2 separate regions of the Homo sapiens genome follow, and region 1 is linked to region 2. A link is an interaction called in ENCODE POLR2A ChIA-PET data of the cell type or tissue named here. Cell type or tissue: Panc1. All regions are shown on one strand.

Region 1 (8,000 bases), 150 kb before region 2:
TTACTGTGACGAATGACAGGATTTAAGTGACGTGACCAACCTGCATCTTGGTAGGAACGTTTTAACTTCTTAGCTTAGCCTTGTGTCCTGGTTTGTTTCCTAAACCCCGGTGTTTGCTATTACCTCTCTGATTTCTGCTTTCACTTTTTCTAAAAGTCCAAGACTGCATTTTTGGAGAGTTCCTATTGGAGAGTTAGCTGGAATTTTAGATTGAACATCTTGCCCCAAAGTGTTAGACATCATCCTTGACTAGTGTGACCAGTGCCAGCTCTCGCTTGCATTGTCCTCTGTTGTGACAGCTAGCAGATGCATTGCCTTGCTGTCCCTAACCCTGCTCCCCTTTCCAGGCCTGGACTGGCACCTTCACACGACCTAGCAGGGTGTCATTGTTTAAATTGCATTGAGTGTCTTCAAGTAAAGGAGTAACTCTTTTTATATAATATGAGTGTCCTATTCATTCAGGCCCTCCAATCCTATGTGGACAGACAGATTCAGTTGCCTTTGTAGGTAATGAAATGATTTCTATAGTAATACTCAAATAAATGGGGAAGGGAAGAAAGGAGAGAGGAAATGGGCAGGTGGGGAGAGACAGAGAAAAAAGAGAGAGAGAGAGAAATAGTACAGGCATGGGCCACATAACAATGTTTCAATCAACAAGGGACCACATATACAACGGTGGTCTCATAAGATTATAGTACCATAATTTTCCTGTACCTTTTTGACATTTAGGCATGTTTAGGTACACAAATTCTTACCATTGTGTTACAATTGCCTACAATATTCAGCATAGTAACATGCTGTGCACATTTGTAGCCTAGTAGCCATGGGCTATATATACCATATGGCCGAGGTGCGTAGTAGGACATACCATCTAGGTTTGTGTACCTACACTATGATGTTTGCACAACACAATCCCCTAACAACACATTTCTCTGAATGTGTCTCTGTCATGAAGCAATGCATGACAGTATCTGTTAAGGACTGGTGGAAAACTAAATGACCATTTCAGAGGTAATCTTCCCTGTCAAGCTGGGTGATTTCCAGAACAGCTTCCTTTTAAACAAACACCAGGCAGTGCTTATATGCGGAATGTATTTGTTTAGAAACCAAATTTCACTGATATACAGTGTCTGTGTGTGAGGGGTTTCCTTTGACACTTGCTTAGTACATACCACATAAAAGGTATCTCAAACATAAATAGCCCTGGGTTTTTTGTTTTTTCTGCATATGCACAGGACTGCATTAGGAAGTCATTTATGAATAGCAGCAGGGTAAAAAATGCCCCAGATAGAGAAAAGAATGTAGCTAGTTTAATGTTTTTGCTCTCACATATGTACTCTCCCAAAACCCAGCCTTGAGATTTTGTATCAGTTCTTTTAGTGGTGTTGGGCAAGGCACACCCACTCCTCCCCAAGCACTGTATTATCTGAATCTCGATAATCGAGGGGGAAAAAGAGAAAAGGTGTTCGTGTATTAATATTGTGGAAATGGGGAAGGATTACATATAGATAGGTAGGTAGGTAGATAAAGATCTCCAAAATGGTCAATCTTTGAATTGCCAAATTCCCCAATGTAAGCAAAAAGATGTCAAATCAGATGGCGAAGTCTGAATACTGAAGCTCTTGCATATCATTCTTAGCAAGAAGAGTCAGTTAATATGCTAGTTCTCTCTTACCACACAGTTAAAACAAGTTTGGATACAAGACGTAGTAAATTATAAGCAGAGGACAGGTGAGCTATTTGTGTGAACACAGCTGAAGGCCTGGGGGTGGGGGGAATGTTTAACTATGAAAACAGACAAGAACATAAAAGGCCCCTTGGTGGTGCCATTTAGCATGGGGATTAGCAGCCACATAGAGCACAATGGCTCCTGAGCTCAGCCCTGCATTTTATAATTACTGACATGTGGTGTGATAATCCTAAACCATGAAAGGGAAAAAAAGAGACACTGCCACACACAGACCAACTTAATACTGCCCCAAAGCTGCAAGGAAGGGAATCAAAAAGGACTCCAAGCACTGCAAAGAGTTATTACAAACCTATGCACAGAACCCAAACCCTCACTAACAGACCTACTTGCTGGCTGTCTAACAAAGCAGACTCAGCAGACTAGCAGGTTCTGTAGCCCAGAACCAAGTAAGAGCTAAAAGGAAAGGACAACTAGCTGGAGTATGGGAAAAGCTTGCAGCTTGCACTGTAGAATCCAACAGACACAACTCGGGGGCTGGCTCCACAACTCACCATCTGGTTGTATAACCTCCCTAAGCCCAAGCATCCTCTTCTGCAAAAACAGTGACCACCAAGCCTCCCTTTCAGGCTGACGACAAGACTGGCAGAACCAAACAAGTGCCTGGCAGGTGGCTGGCCCACAGGAGACACGCAGTCTTCACCACTACGGCTGCTAGTATTGTCATTTGGGGGATGTGAGAGCTGTTAAGAGGCAAGTCGAGCAGTTAGCACTTGACAGTGTTTACTTCCTTCTCTTTCTCCCCACTGTGGTCTTTCCTGCCCTCAAAAAGAACCAAAAAAGGGACAGCTTTATGCCAATCCTCAGAGAAGGTACAAAGTAAAAGTGACTTGGAGCCACATGTGTGATTAACCACACATCCCATTTGTCTGTGCCTGCCAAAAAGCCTGGAGCCAAATTTCAAACACAATCATACCAACCACATAAACCCAAATGGCTCGCAAGCTGCACCCTTCTTTTTCCCTTGGTCCTCATTCTGTATTTCTGCTTACACTGTTGGTATGCCTGTTGCTGGAGGCTCATCCCAAATCCTCTTTTGGAATGAGGCAGAGAAGCTCATAGGGTTATGAGCTTTTTGACGGGTGAAGTTATTAAACCTGGCCCCTTTCCCATGGTAATGGAGCCTCCTGATCCCCACTCCACCCCTACAGCCAGGCACTGGCACGCCCATTGCTCCTTTAATGTCAAAACAAATGCATAAATTTAAATGTCCATATCTTTTCTACACATATGTAATGGCTAACTTGGGACTTATCCTCAGCAGCTTTTCATAATAAGCAAGCAATTAGATAGGTCAGAAATAGAAAAGACACACCACCACATAAAAGCAGGTCACAAGTAAAAATTAGATGATAGGAAACAAAATTGTTGCCATTCCAGCAACTAATGAAAGTATGTTACTGTAAACAAGCCTCTAATGGTGCTGTAACCCCTCTCAGGAATCAGGAAACGCCCTGAGCAATTAAACTCGGGAGTCCGACACAAGGGGGCGGCTGCATTTTACTTCAAAGTCAGAGGGTACTAGGAGCTGGTTTTCATGGGGATGGAAACCATGACACTGGTCCTCACTTGCTCTAAAAGATAAATCTGATCTCTCAGCATTGTTTATGCTCTTCTGCTGTCCTCTGTTGCCAGAAAGTCATTTTCCAGTTTCCTGTTCGCTTCCAAGGCTGTTGTTTCCGAAACCAATGATTACAAATGAGAGGTGTGTTCTCAGATGAAAAATACAATAGGTCTACTCTGACCCGAGGAGAACCCAGCAGGGAGGCCGATGACAAAACATTGCTTTGGTACTGAGGGCTTTTTATGTACTGTTGTAACAAGTGTGTTTCTGATACAAATTCTCTGCTGGCCTATAAAACTGTTCATCCAACTTAAGCGTTACTGTCTCCCTAAATCTTGTCAACCTGCTGCAGTTACTACTTTTGGGTGTAGGCTCTGTCACCGCCTCTACACAGGAAAATTAAAAATCTCTCCCCAGCTGAAGAACTTTAAGGCACCTGGGAGGTAGGAATTTATTAATAGTAAAATATTAGATATGGGGTGATTTATAATAGATCTTGATACTGATCTTGCACCAATAACAAGCCAAGGGGAAATGGGGCTGATTTAGTAATTCCCTCACATTTAAGGATGACATCATGAAAACCAACTACTCCAGTCTTCAGTCATAGTCAATTACAGCTTGGAGCCAGCACGGTAATTGTTTTGCTAATTTGTAAGTAACGGCACTTATTTCATTTTGAAAAATATTTGCCTTTAATATTTGGTAGAGGCCAGGTGAGGTGGCTCACACCTGTAATCCCAGCACTCTGGGAGTCTGAGGCGGACGGATCACTTGAGGCCAGGAGTTTGAGACCAGACTGGCCAACATGATGAAACTCCATTTCTACTAAAAATATAAAAAATTAGCCGGGCACGGTGGCATATGCCTGTAATCCCAGCTACTCAGGTGGCTGAGGCATGAGAATTGCTTGAACCCGGGAGGTGGAGGTTGCAGTGAGCCAAGATCACACAACTGTGCTCCAGCCTGGGTGACACAGCAAGACTCTGTCTCAAAAAAAAAAAAAAAAAAAAAAAATTGGTAGAGACTGCACAAAGGCTGCCTCTGGCCCTCCTACTATTACCCTCAAAACAGATCAGCTGTTATTTTTAGCATAGACCATATCATGACATATCTACAAAAACCAAGTTATCCATTGAAAATAACAAAAAGCATTAGGTGAGTTTAAGTTGAAGGAGTAAGCAATCTTGGTAAAAGTGAATTGAGCCAACGTAAACTTTATAGACTAATTAGCATGTCAGCAGGTCAAACGGTTTTTTTAAATAGTTTCATTGAGATACAATTCCCATACCATAAAATTCACCCACTTAAATTACAATTCAACAGTTTTTAGTATATTCACAGAATTGTGCAACCATTAAAATTTTAGAACATTTTTGTCATCTCCTCCACCTTTTTTTTTTGTTGTTGAGATGGAGTCTCACTCTGTTGCTCAGGCTGGAGTGCAGCAGCGCAATCTTGGCTCACTGCAACCTCCACCTCCTGGGTTCAAGTCATTCTCCTGCCTCAGCCTCCCAAGTAGCTACGACTACAGGCACCCGCCACCATGCCAGCTAATTTTTGTATTTTTAGTAGAGAAGGGGTTTCACCATGTTGGCTAGGCTAGTCTCAAACTCCTGACCTCAGGTGATCCACCTGCCTCGGCCTCCCAAAGTGTTGGGATTACAGGTGTGAGCCACCTCGCCCGGCCTCCACTTTTTTAAAAAAACATGTAACGTTTAGCAGTCAACCTCCATTTCCTTCTTTCCCCTCTAGCCCTAAGCAATGACTAATTTACTTTGTCTCTATAAATTTCTGTATCCTGAACATTTCACATACATGGAATCATATGATATGTGGTCTTTGTGTCTGTCTTTTTTCATTTAGTGGATTTTCAAGGTTCATCCATGCTGTAGCACCTATCAGTATGCCATCCTTTTTACTGCTCAGTAACACTCCATTGTATGGATATACCATATTTTATTTACCCATTCATCAGAAGATGAAAATTTGGGTTTTTCCACTTTTGGACTAATGCTGCCATGAACAGTCACAGACAAGTCTTTGTGTGGACATGTGTTTTCACTTCTCTCGGGTATATACCTAAGAGTGGAATTGCTGGGTCATGTGGTTCAAATGATTTTTAAAAACTGTTTGCATAGCTGCGGGAATGTTCTCCATAGTCATATGTCAAAAGAGTGAGCGATATTTAATCCTTATACACACCCATCTTACCAACCACAAACAATCTTTCATTCTCTCGTCCTGACCCTCATTCTGATGTTATCCTCTATGCTCACTTTGTATATGCAAACTACTCTGAGATCTGCCGTATGTGAGCAACGCAGAGCCAGATGGAATCTCCAAAAATCAGTTATCCCAAAATCTTGTTTTCAAACAGTATTGAACTACAACCATCTAATTCTTAAAGGTCCGTCTGTTGTCTATTCTCAGAAACATCTTCAAATCACTGGCCCAAAATCATACATATACTATACTAATATCGAAAGAGAATAATGTTCAGGTTTTTAAACAAGTTTGAGACTACCCTTTGTAGGCCCTCTTTCTTTTCTTCCTCACTGAACACACTATGTCCCTGATGCCAGCTAATGTTATGTATCCTCAGTACTGCCAGGTCCTAAAATGAATCCCATTTTGAATAACATAGTAACCAAGTGCAGGAGAGCTCTGCTGTCACTCCTCGAGGTATTTTTCTCTTGTTTCAGTAGTCTTACTCGAATTTGTTTTCAGAGTCAACAACAGTACTGCACAATTTAACGTCAAGAATTTTCTGCTGTTGCTGCTTCTGTAACAGCTTGGACTTTCTTTTCCCTCTGAGTTCCTCTGAGAGAAGCATATATAAAATGAGTAATTGTCGCTGCTAAAGAATTGCTGGAGTCAGCAACGCTTCATAGGAGCTGCATTTCCTCCTCTCCTCCTTTCCCTCTCACCACAAACTCTCCCCCATCAGTTCAGAATTAAAGGCACATTACTGGGATAAAGAAATCTGACCTGAAATATGAGTTGCAGCAACAATGGCAAGCAACCAAGAGTATTAACAATAATTTCCAATGTTGCTGGAAAGGTTAGATGATCTGTCTTTGAAATGAGCCAACTCTGCACACGTTCATGAGATTAAAATCAGCTTGCTTTTCCTTAACATCTCGTGCTTCTCCTCTTCCTACCACCCCAAAAGGATGGGGTGGCTGAGGCACATAAACAAGTGGCTCTGGAAATTAACTTTCTTGACCAGAAGAAAGCTCAAAGATAAATTCCATTCTGCATTACTTTTCCTATACTTCACTATGATCAGGATTTTTTGTGGTTTCTCTCTCCCTGGAGAGCGAATACCTGAGTGATAACATTTCTGACACACAGAAGCTTAAAAACAGAATACTCTGTGTTATCTTGTTGGGAAATCTGTACTCTTAAATGATGACCATTCACCCACAATCTAGGCCATTTTTGAGCCACAGGAAAGAGGACGCCATTTCTCTCTGAAGATGATGACCTTGCGCAAATAAGTTTTCTGCACCTGTTTTGTCACCTGTAAAATGAGTATAATTGTAGGATTCATGGAGTTACTGTATGAGTGCTTCGAACAGTGTTTGGCAGAGTAAATGCTGAGTAACTATGAGCATATATCTTTATCATCACCATCTCCGCTAATGTCACCGCCACCTTTGGGAAGCTGCCTAGATAGTGATAAGGAGCTATGCTCAGGGATTTTCAGGCAAGTACAAAGTACCGCCATCTTTATTCCAGAGTGTTCCCATTTCCCCTCACTCATCCTGCAGAAGCAATAAGTTCATATGACAAAGTAAAGAAAGAAGACAGAGGACACAGGAGGAAATGGGAAAGACATTTCACAACAACAGAGAAAACGGTACCTTATTTGGTTTCTCACAATCATGTTTAAAAGATGAAATTATTATTATTATTTTTGAAACAGGGTTCTGCTCTATCTCCCAGGCTGGAGTGCAATGGCAATCACGGCTCACTCCAGCCTCGATTTCCCAGGCTCAAGCAATCCTCTTGCTTCAGCCTCCCAAGTAGCTGGGACTACATGTGCTAACTACCACACCCTGCTAATTTTTTTTTTTTTTAGTTTTATTTTTAGTAGAGATGAGGTCTTGCTATGTTTCCCAGGCTGGTCTTGAACTCCTGAGCTCATGCGATCCTCCCACCTTGGCCTCTCAAAGTGCTGAGATTACAGGTGTGCACCATCACCATGCCTGGCCTAAAAGTTGAAATTCTTATGAACGTTTTTTTCCAATACGGAGGGCCAGGAAATGGGGAGAGCCAACCAATCTCTAGACAGAGAAATCCTAAAGTTGCCCAATCCAGACAGCAGCTGGTATTTTAAATCTGTTCTCTTATGTTCATACATGAGCTTCTTTTGTTGAACCCCAGAAGAGAAGAAAAGGACTTCTGTCCAGAAAATCATCTCTGCAGACTCAGTGGCAGTGGGCTGAGAGCTGACACCTGCACCTACCTCTCTCTGTAGCTGGCCAGGCCCCTGGCCTGCAGTGCGGAGATTCAGGACATGCACCTCCTGTGGCAGCCCAGTTGTGCCTCTGCTGGCACAGCCTGACAAAACAGTGAAGCTCTCCATCAAGGCCTGGACAGGATGGGAGGCACTGACAGGTGACAGTTCACACAGTGCACCAGGCTCTGGACCTGCCAAGGGAATCACAAACACAAGCCACT
Region 2 (8,000 bases):
CTGAGGCACAAGAATCGTTTGAACGCAGTTGGTGGAGGTTGCAGTGATCTGAGATTGTGCCATTGCACTCCAGCCTGGGTGACAGAGTGAGACTTTTTCAAAAGAAAAAAAAATCAACTTTGTCAGATATCTTTACAGATCAGCCAGAGAAGAGGAAAACATTATCTTTATCTTTTTTTTTTTTTTTTTGAGACAGAGTCTCCCTCTGTCACCCAGGCTGGAGTGATATGGTGCGAATCTCGGCTCACTGCAACCTCCGCCTCCCGGGCTTAAGCAGTTCTCCTGCCTCACCTCCCGAGTAGCTGGGACTGTAGGCACACACCACCATGCTTGGCTAATTTTTGTATTTTTAGTAGAGACAGAGTTTGACCATTTTGGCCAGGCTGGTCTTGCTTGAACTTTTGACCTCAGATAATCTGCCCACCTCGGCCTCCTAAAGTGCTGGGATTACAGGTGTAAGCCACTATGCCCAGCCCAGTATGTTTATAATACATTCAAAACCTAAGCTTACTCTTTTTGAGGCGTAGTTTAACCTACTGATGATGTCCTTTCTAAGGTCTACCTTCTTAGAAAATAGTTTTGCCTTGTCTTTCATTCCTGAAATGGTGTTTTATATATTTTTCCATTTTAAGCAAGTTATGGACAGTTGTTAATCAAGCATCAGTTATGGTGACTGATCAGTTAAAATTAATCACTTCTTTTGGCTAGGCTCGGTGGCTCACTCCTGTAATCCCAACACTTTGGAGGCCAAGGCGGGTGGATCATCTGAGGTCAGGGGTTTGAGACAAGCCTGACCAATATGGTAAAACCCTGTCTGTACTAAAACTACAAAAATTAGCTGGGCATGGTGGCATGCGCCTGTAATCGCTACTACTCTGGAGGCTGAGACGGGAGAATTGCCTTTGGAGGTGGAGGTTGCAGTGGGCCGAGATCATGTCACTGCACTCCAGCCTGGGCTACAGAGTGAGACTCCATCTCAAAAAAAAAAAAAATTAAAGCACTTATTTTGATCATGGTACATATAAAACACTCATTTTGTATTCAAAACAAATTTCTGAATCAATGGGAAGATAGCCAGTTACATCTCTAAAGTTTTTTTTGTTACATAAGCTATTCATTAACTTTCATACCTAACAGGAAGGAAAAAATTTAGACTGAGAATCTTTTATTCACAAAACCATAGCAGTTTGTATTTTCTAAGTAAGATTATGGTATAATAAAAAACAAATGGTTTTTGATCTAGGTTCTTAATACTGGCTCCTAAAACCCTTGGAATCTTCTGAGTGATAAGAATGTCTTTTGTATGCCAATGAGTGACTCAAGGTAGGGGTTCCTAGATAGCCAGCTCTAGGATACCGGCTGGTTGGCCAGAAAAACCCACCAGGTGATTGGAGTTAGAACTTTCAGTCCCCTCCCACCTCACCTCCCAGGAAGGGAGAAGGGCTGAGAGATTAGGCTCAATCACCAGTGACCAAAGACTTAATCACCGTTACTATGTAATGAAACCTTGATTTAAAAGAACCCCTAAACCATGGGGTTTGGGGAGCTTCCGGGTTGGTGCACAGGTAGAGATGCTGAGAGGGTGAAACATCGAAGAAGGCAAGGAGCTCTGAGTCACCCCCTACCCCTCATAACTTAATATACCTGTCTTCAATTTGGCTCCTCCTGAATTGTATCCTCTGTAATCAACCCATAAACGTAAGTAAAGCGTTTTTCTGAGCTCATGGGAACCCCTGAATTTGTAGTCTCCGTGGCAGAAGTGTAGGTAGCTTGAGCACTCTATTTGCAGCTGGTGTCCGAAGGGGCGGGTCTTGTGGAACTAATCTCTCTCTTTTTTTTTTTTTTTTTTTTTTTTTGAGACAGAGTCTCATTCTGTCGCCCAGGCTGGAGTGCAGTGGCGCAATCTCGGCTCACTGCAACCTCTGCCGCCCGGGTTCAAGCGATTCTCCTGCCTCAGCCTCCCGAGTAGCTGCGATTACAGGCGCCCACCACCACGCCCAGCTAATTTTTGTATTTTTAGTAGAGACGGGGTTTCACCATGTTGGCCAGGCAGGTCTTGAACTCCTGACCTCTTGATCCACCTGCCTCGGCCTCCGGAAGTGCTGGGATTACAGCCGTGAGCCACCACGCCCAACCCGGGACTAATCTCTTAACCTGTGGAGTCTGTGCTAACTCCCAATAGTCTTAGAATTGCATTGTTGGACACCAAGTTGGGGAGAATTGGAAAATTTGGTGTAGAAAATCCCCACACATTTGGTGCTAATAATGATGTCAGAAACGACAACATTATAAATACTATGGGAGTATTTAAATTTACCCAAGTGTCACTCAAAAAGCAAACAGCAAGCCAAGAGGCGGTGGCTCACGCCTGTAATCCCAGCACTTTGGGAGTCGGAGTCGGAGGTGGAGGCGGAGGCGGAGGCGGAGGCGGAGGCGGAGGAGGATGAATCACTTGAGGTCGGGAGTTTCAGACCAGCCTGGCCAACATGGTGAAACCGCGTCTCTACTAAAAATACAAAAACTTGCTGTGCGTGGTTACACGTGCCTGTAGTCCCAGCTACTCGGGAGGCAGAGGCAGAATTGCCTGAACTTGTGAGTGGGTGGTTGCAGTGTGCCCAGATCACGCCACTGCACTCCAGCCTGGGTGACAAAGCGAGACCCTGTTTCAAAAAATAAAAAAAAAAAATCACATAGCAGATTGAAAATTCTTGGCATATCCAACAGTCATTGTGAGAACTTTTTTTTTCTTTTTTGAGACGGAGTCTCGCACTGTCGCCCTGGCGGGAGTGCAGTGGCGTCATCTCGGCTCACTGCAAGCTCCGCCTCTCAGGTTCACGCCATTCTCCTGCCTCAGCCTCCCAAGTAGCTGGGACTACAGGTGCCTGCCAACACGCCCGGCTAATTTTTTGTGTTTTTAGTAGAGACGGGGTTTCACCGTGTTAGGCAGGATGGTCTCGATCTCCTGACCTTGTGATCCGCCCGTTTCGGCCTCCCAAAGTGCTGGGATTACAGGCGTGAGCCACTGCGCCCGGCCTTTTTTTTTTTTTTTTTAATGGAATCTCACTCTGTCGCCCAGGCTGGAGTGCAGTGGCATGATGTCAGCTCACTGCAACCTCCGCCTCCCAGGTTCAAGCGATTCTCCTGCCTCGGCCTTCAGAGTAGCTGGGATTCCAGGCATCCACCACCCGCTCAACTAATTTTTGTATTTTTAGTAGAGACAGGGTTTCGCCATGTTGGCCAAGCTGGTCTTGAACTCGCAACCAGGTGATCCACCCGCCTTGGCCTCCCAAAATGCTGGGATTACAGGAGTGAGCCGCTGCACCCGGCCGAGAACTTCTTATATGCTCACTTATTACCAATGGCTTAAGTTTCTTACTTTCCTTTCTTCTTTTTAAATAAACAGAGATGAGCTCTCCCTATGTTGCCCAGGCTGGTCTTGAACTCCTGATCTCAAAAGCACTCCTGCTGCCTCGGCCCCCCAGAGTGTTAGGATTATGGGCGTGAGCCACTGCACCCAGCCTCCTAATTATGTTTCAATAAAAATATGGCCGGGCACCTCTGTAATCCCAGCACTTCGGGAGGTCAAGGCGGGTGAAGCTCTTGAGCTCAGGAGTTCGAGACTAGCCTGGACAACATGGTGAAATCCCATCTTTACAAAAAAAAAAAAAAAAAAATTAGCCAGGTGTGGTGGTGCACGCCTGGGAGGATCGCTTGAGCCCAGGAGGTTGAGGCTGTAGTGAGTTGTGATTGCACCACTGCACTCCAGGCTGGGTGACAGAGCAAGACCCTGTCTGAAAAAAAAAAAGCCTATGCATTTTGTTCTACCTCCACTGTTTACTATTGGAGAATTGTTCTAAATAAATAAATGAAGTATAATCCCAAAGCTTCTGTTTAAAGATTAAGAGATCGTCAATGAAGTTTAAAAATAAAAATAAAGTCCAGGCCCAGTGGCTCACACCTGTAATCCCAACACTTTGGGAGGTAAGGCGGGTGGATCATGAGGTCAGGAGTAGGAGACCAGCCTGGCCAACATGGTGAAACCCTGTCTCTACTAAAAATACAAAAATTAGCTGGGTGTGGTGGCAGGAGCCTGTAATCCTAGCTACTCCGGAGGCTGAGGCAGGAGAATTGCTTGAACCGGTGAGGCAGCGGTTGCAGTGAGCCAAGATCGCACCACTGCACTCCAGCCTAGGCGACAGAGCAAGACTGCGTGTCAAAAATAAATAAATAAATAAATAAATAAATAAATAAAGCAAAAACTGAGATCATTGTTAATAAATGAACATATACAATTATATATGGTTAATAGGTACATATAGAGTACAGCAGTGCCCCCATGTCCTTGGTTTCATTTACTGAGGTTTCAGTTACCCATGGCCAACTGCAGTCTGAAAATATTAAATGGGAATTTCCAGAAAAAAATTTTTGTAAGTTTTAAATTGCCTGCCACTCTGCATAGCAGGATGAAATCTTGCACCATACAGCTCTGTCAATTCTTCTCATTGTGTAGGTATTTTGTTATTTCACATCATCACAAGAAGTGTGGGTACAGTACAATAAGATATTTTGAGAGAGAAACCATTCACATAAGTTGTATTACAGTATATTGTTATAATTGTTCTATTTTATTATTATGTATTGTTACTCTATTACTATGCCTAGTTTATAAATTAAACTTTATCATGGGAATGTATGTATATATAGTTTGGTACTATCCTCAGTTTCAGGCATCCACCGGGGTTCTTGGGACATATTCCCTGCAGGTAAGGAAAGATCACTGCATTATGTGGTATAATGAAATATATGTTTAGTCTTTGTCCCCAGTTCCTAGCCCAAATCATCTAAAACCATTGGAATTTCCTGAGTGATAGTAGCTTTTGTTATTCATTACAAGCGCCTTCAATCACACCTCAGTATATGCTAACAAGGTGACTCAGGGTGGGGCCTCTCGATAGCTTCAGGATAAGAGCTGGTCTTTGGAAAAACCAAATACTTGATTAGAGGGTTGGAACTTTCAGTCCCCATCCTCCCCAACCTTGGACCTCCAGGGAGGAGACCGGGCCATGAGCCATGGTGACTCAGGCTTGTAATCCCACCACTTTGAGAGGCCTCAGTGGGAGGATCTCTTGAGGCCAGTAGTTTGAGACCAGCCTGGGTAACATGACAGGACCTTATCTCTACAAAAAAAATAAAAAAAATTAGCCAGGGGTGGTGGTGTGCACTTGTAGTCCCAGCTACTCAGGAGGCTGAAGTGGGAGGATCTGATGGCTTGAGGCCAAGAGGTTGAGGCTACAGTGAGCCTGATTGCACCACTGCACTCCAGCCTGGGTAACAGAGTGAGACCCTGTCTCAAAAAAAAACTCAACAGATTGAGGTGGAAGGATTCCTTGAGGCCAGAAATTCGAGACCAGAGACCAGTCTGGGCAACACGGTGAGACCCTGTCTCTACACCTTTTTTTTTTTTTTTTTCTGAGACGGAGTCTCACTCTGTCACCTAGGCTGGAGTGCAGTGGCATGATCTTGACTCACTAAAACCTCTGCCTCCTGGGTTCAAGCGATTCTCCTGTCTCAGCCTCCTGAGTAGCTGGGATTACAGGCACCCACCACCACGCCCGGCTAATTTTTGTATTTTTAGTAGAGATGGGGTTTCGCCATGTTGGTCAGACTGGTCTTGAACTCCTGGACTCAAATGATCTGCCCGCCTCGGTCTCCCAAAGTGCTGGGATTACAGGCATGAATCACTGCACCCGGCCTATTTTTACTTTTTAAAAAATTTCCTCCTTCTGAGGCAAGAGTGATATTTTTTCATTTTTAGTGATAAACCAGTTGTAAATTTAAATTCTTTAACTCTTAGTTTTGAGGACATTTGTGAATCTATAGTTGCTATGGAGACCAGAAGATGGGTTTCCTTTTGTTGAATCTAATGTTAGATGAAGGATGGAAACTTAAACAACAACAACAACAAAATATATATATATATATATATATATATATATATATATATATATATATATATATATTAATGACAAGGTCCTGCTATATTGCCCAGCTAGAGTGCACAGGCTATTCACAGCTGAGATCCCATTACTGATCAGCACAGGAGTTTTGACCTGCTACATTTCTTTTTGTTGTTGTTTTGTTTTGTTTTGTGATGGAGTCTCACTCTGTCGCCCAAGCTGGAGTGCAGTGGCTCATTCTTGGCTCACTGCAAACTCCACCTCCCGGATTCAAGCAATTCTCGTGCCTCAGCCTCCCAAGTAGCTGGGATTATAGGCGGGCACCATCACATCCAGCTAATTTTTTTATTTTTAGTAGAGACGGGGCTTCACCATGTTGGCTCTGCTGGTCTTGAACTCCTGATGTCAAGTGATCACCCCTCCTTGCCTCCCAAAATGCTGGGATTACAGACATGAGCTACGGTGCCCGGCCAACCTGATCCGTTTCTGACCTGGGTTGGTTCCTCCCTCCTTAGGCAACCCGGTGATCCCCCAATCACTGTGAAGGATGGAAATGTTAAAATGTCTCCAAAGTATGTTCTTGTGATAGCCTGATTTAAATGAAAAATGCATGCTACCTGAAACTCTTTGATGATTTTTTAAAAAATCATAATTACGAGTATTTCCATATGTCATAGAATAGCCTCATAATATCCTAGTCTTCAGCCACTTTCTTTTTTTTTTTTTTTGAGATGGAGTCTCAGTCTGTCGCCCAGGCTGGAATGCAGTGGTGTAATCCTGGCTCACTGCAACCTCCGCCTCCCAGATTCAAGCAATTCTCCTGCCTCAGCCTCCCGAGTAGCTGTGATTACAGGCACCCACCACCACACCTGGCTCATTTTTGTATTTTTAGTAGAGACGGGGTTCACCATGTTGGCCAGGCTGGTCTCAAACTCCTGATCTCAGGCGATCCGCCCACCCCGGCCTCCCAAAATACTGGGATTACAGGCGTGAGCCACTGCGCCCAGCCCACTTTCTTTTCCATATTTTTGAAGCTACTTTCCCCTACCATTTTTCTGTCATACACCCCTGGCAAATCTCAATGCTACTACCTCATTTCTCCACAAACAGTCACCAATTTCTGTGTCTTCACTGTCTCAAGTATGTCTTACTAAATGCACATTTCCAATCAGCTTGTTCTGTTCTCTGTAATAATTATTTAGAAAAATTTCCACTCTCTCCTAACCTCCTTCCTGTCCTTCTTTCCCATCTTTAGCCTAGACTGTATTTTGAACTGGTTAATCAACTTCTTATTCAAAATCTCCACCTAGATATCTTACAGAATATTCAAAACTGAAATAATGATCTTCAACCTTCTAAGACTGATTCCCTTTCAGTAAATGGTGCCATTCTCCAAATGCTCAATGCAACCCAGACCATCTTTACATCTAATCTAATACCAAATCCTAGTGGGGAGGTCTACCTCCCAAATAAACCCATTCTCCATATTCTCCATTTTTGCAGCCATTTCAAGTTAAAAAAAAAAGAAAACAAAAATAACAGAAAACAAAAGAAACTTCAAATCTGGTCTTTTTACTTTCCCCACCCCCTTAATTCAAATCTAATTTGCCAGAGTCATTAAAACCCAGGCAGGGCCTGGTGCAGTGGCTCACGTCTGTAATCCCAGCATTTTGGGAGGCCAAAGCAGGCGAATCATTTGAGGTCAGGAGTTCAAGACCAGCCTAACCAACATGATAAAACCCCATCTCTACTAAAAATACAAAAAAAATTAGCTGGGCGTGGTTGCACATGCCTGTGGTCCCAGCTACTTGGGAGGCTGAGGCAGGAGAATAGCTTGAACCCAGGAGGTGGAGTTTGCAGTGAGCCATGATCATGTCATTGCCCTCCAGCCTGGGTGACAGAGCAAGACCCTGTCTCAAAAAAAAAAAAAAAACAAAAGGCAGGATCGAAGGGTAATTTACTCAATGATAATATACTTTAAAAGTTTTTGATACTTTGCACTTATGGTACATACTGTCTAGTGCAGGAAATAGACATTAAATA

Evidence for each region. Peaks named below come from ENCODE experiments on the same cell type or tissue, not always from the same donor. Only the 100,000 strongest peaks of a DNase experiment are listed, where the experiment ranks them.
Region 1: POLR2A ChIA-PET joins it to region 2 with 15 read pairs; 2 of 35 experiments call an interaction of 5 or more read pairs at or near these places.

The regions. Positions count from the first base shown.
Region 1 is chr1:91,789,502-91,797,501 of GRCh38, forward strand. It overlaps TGFBR3 (transforming growth factor beta receptor 3), which reads right to left. Exons shown (of 17, transcript NM_003243.5): 3 at 7,786-7,970. Among named protein-coding and RNA genes, the nearest start is that of TGFBR3, 93 kb to the right of the region's middle. RefSeq lists a silencer at 6,771-7,065. In Panc1, a CTCF peak has its summit at 3,199 (motif pointing right); no DNase peak of the experiment used is centred here; H3K27ac peaks cover 930 bases.
Region 2 is chr1:91,939,314-91,947,313 of GRCh38, forward strand. No RefSeq gene overlaps it. Among named protein-coding and RNA genes, the nearest start is that of BRDT, 6.1 kb to the right of the region's middle. RefSeq lists enhancers at 2,162-2,848, 2,849-3,534. In Panc1, no CTCF peak of the experiment used is centred here; no DNase peak of the experiment used is centred here; H3K4me3 peaks cover 315 bases.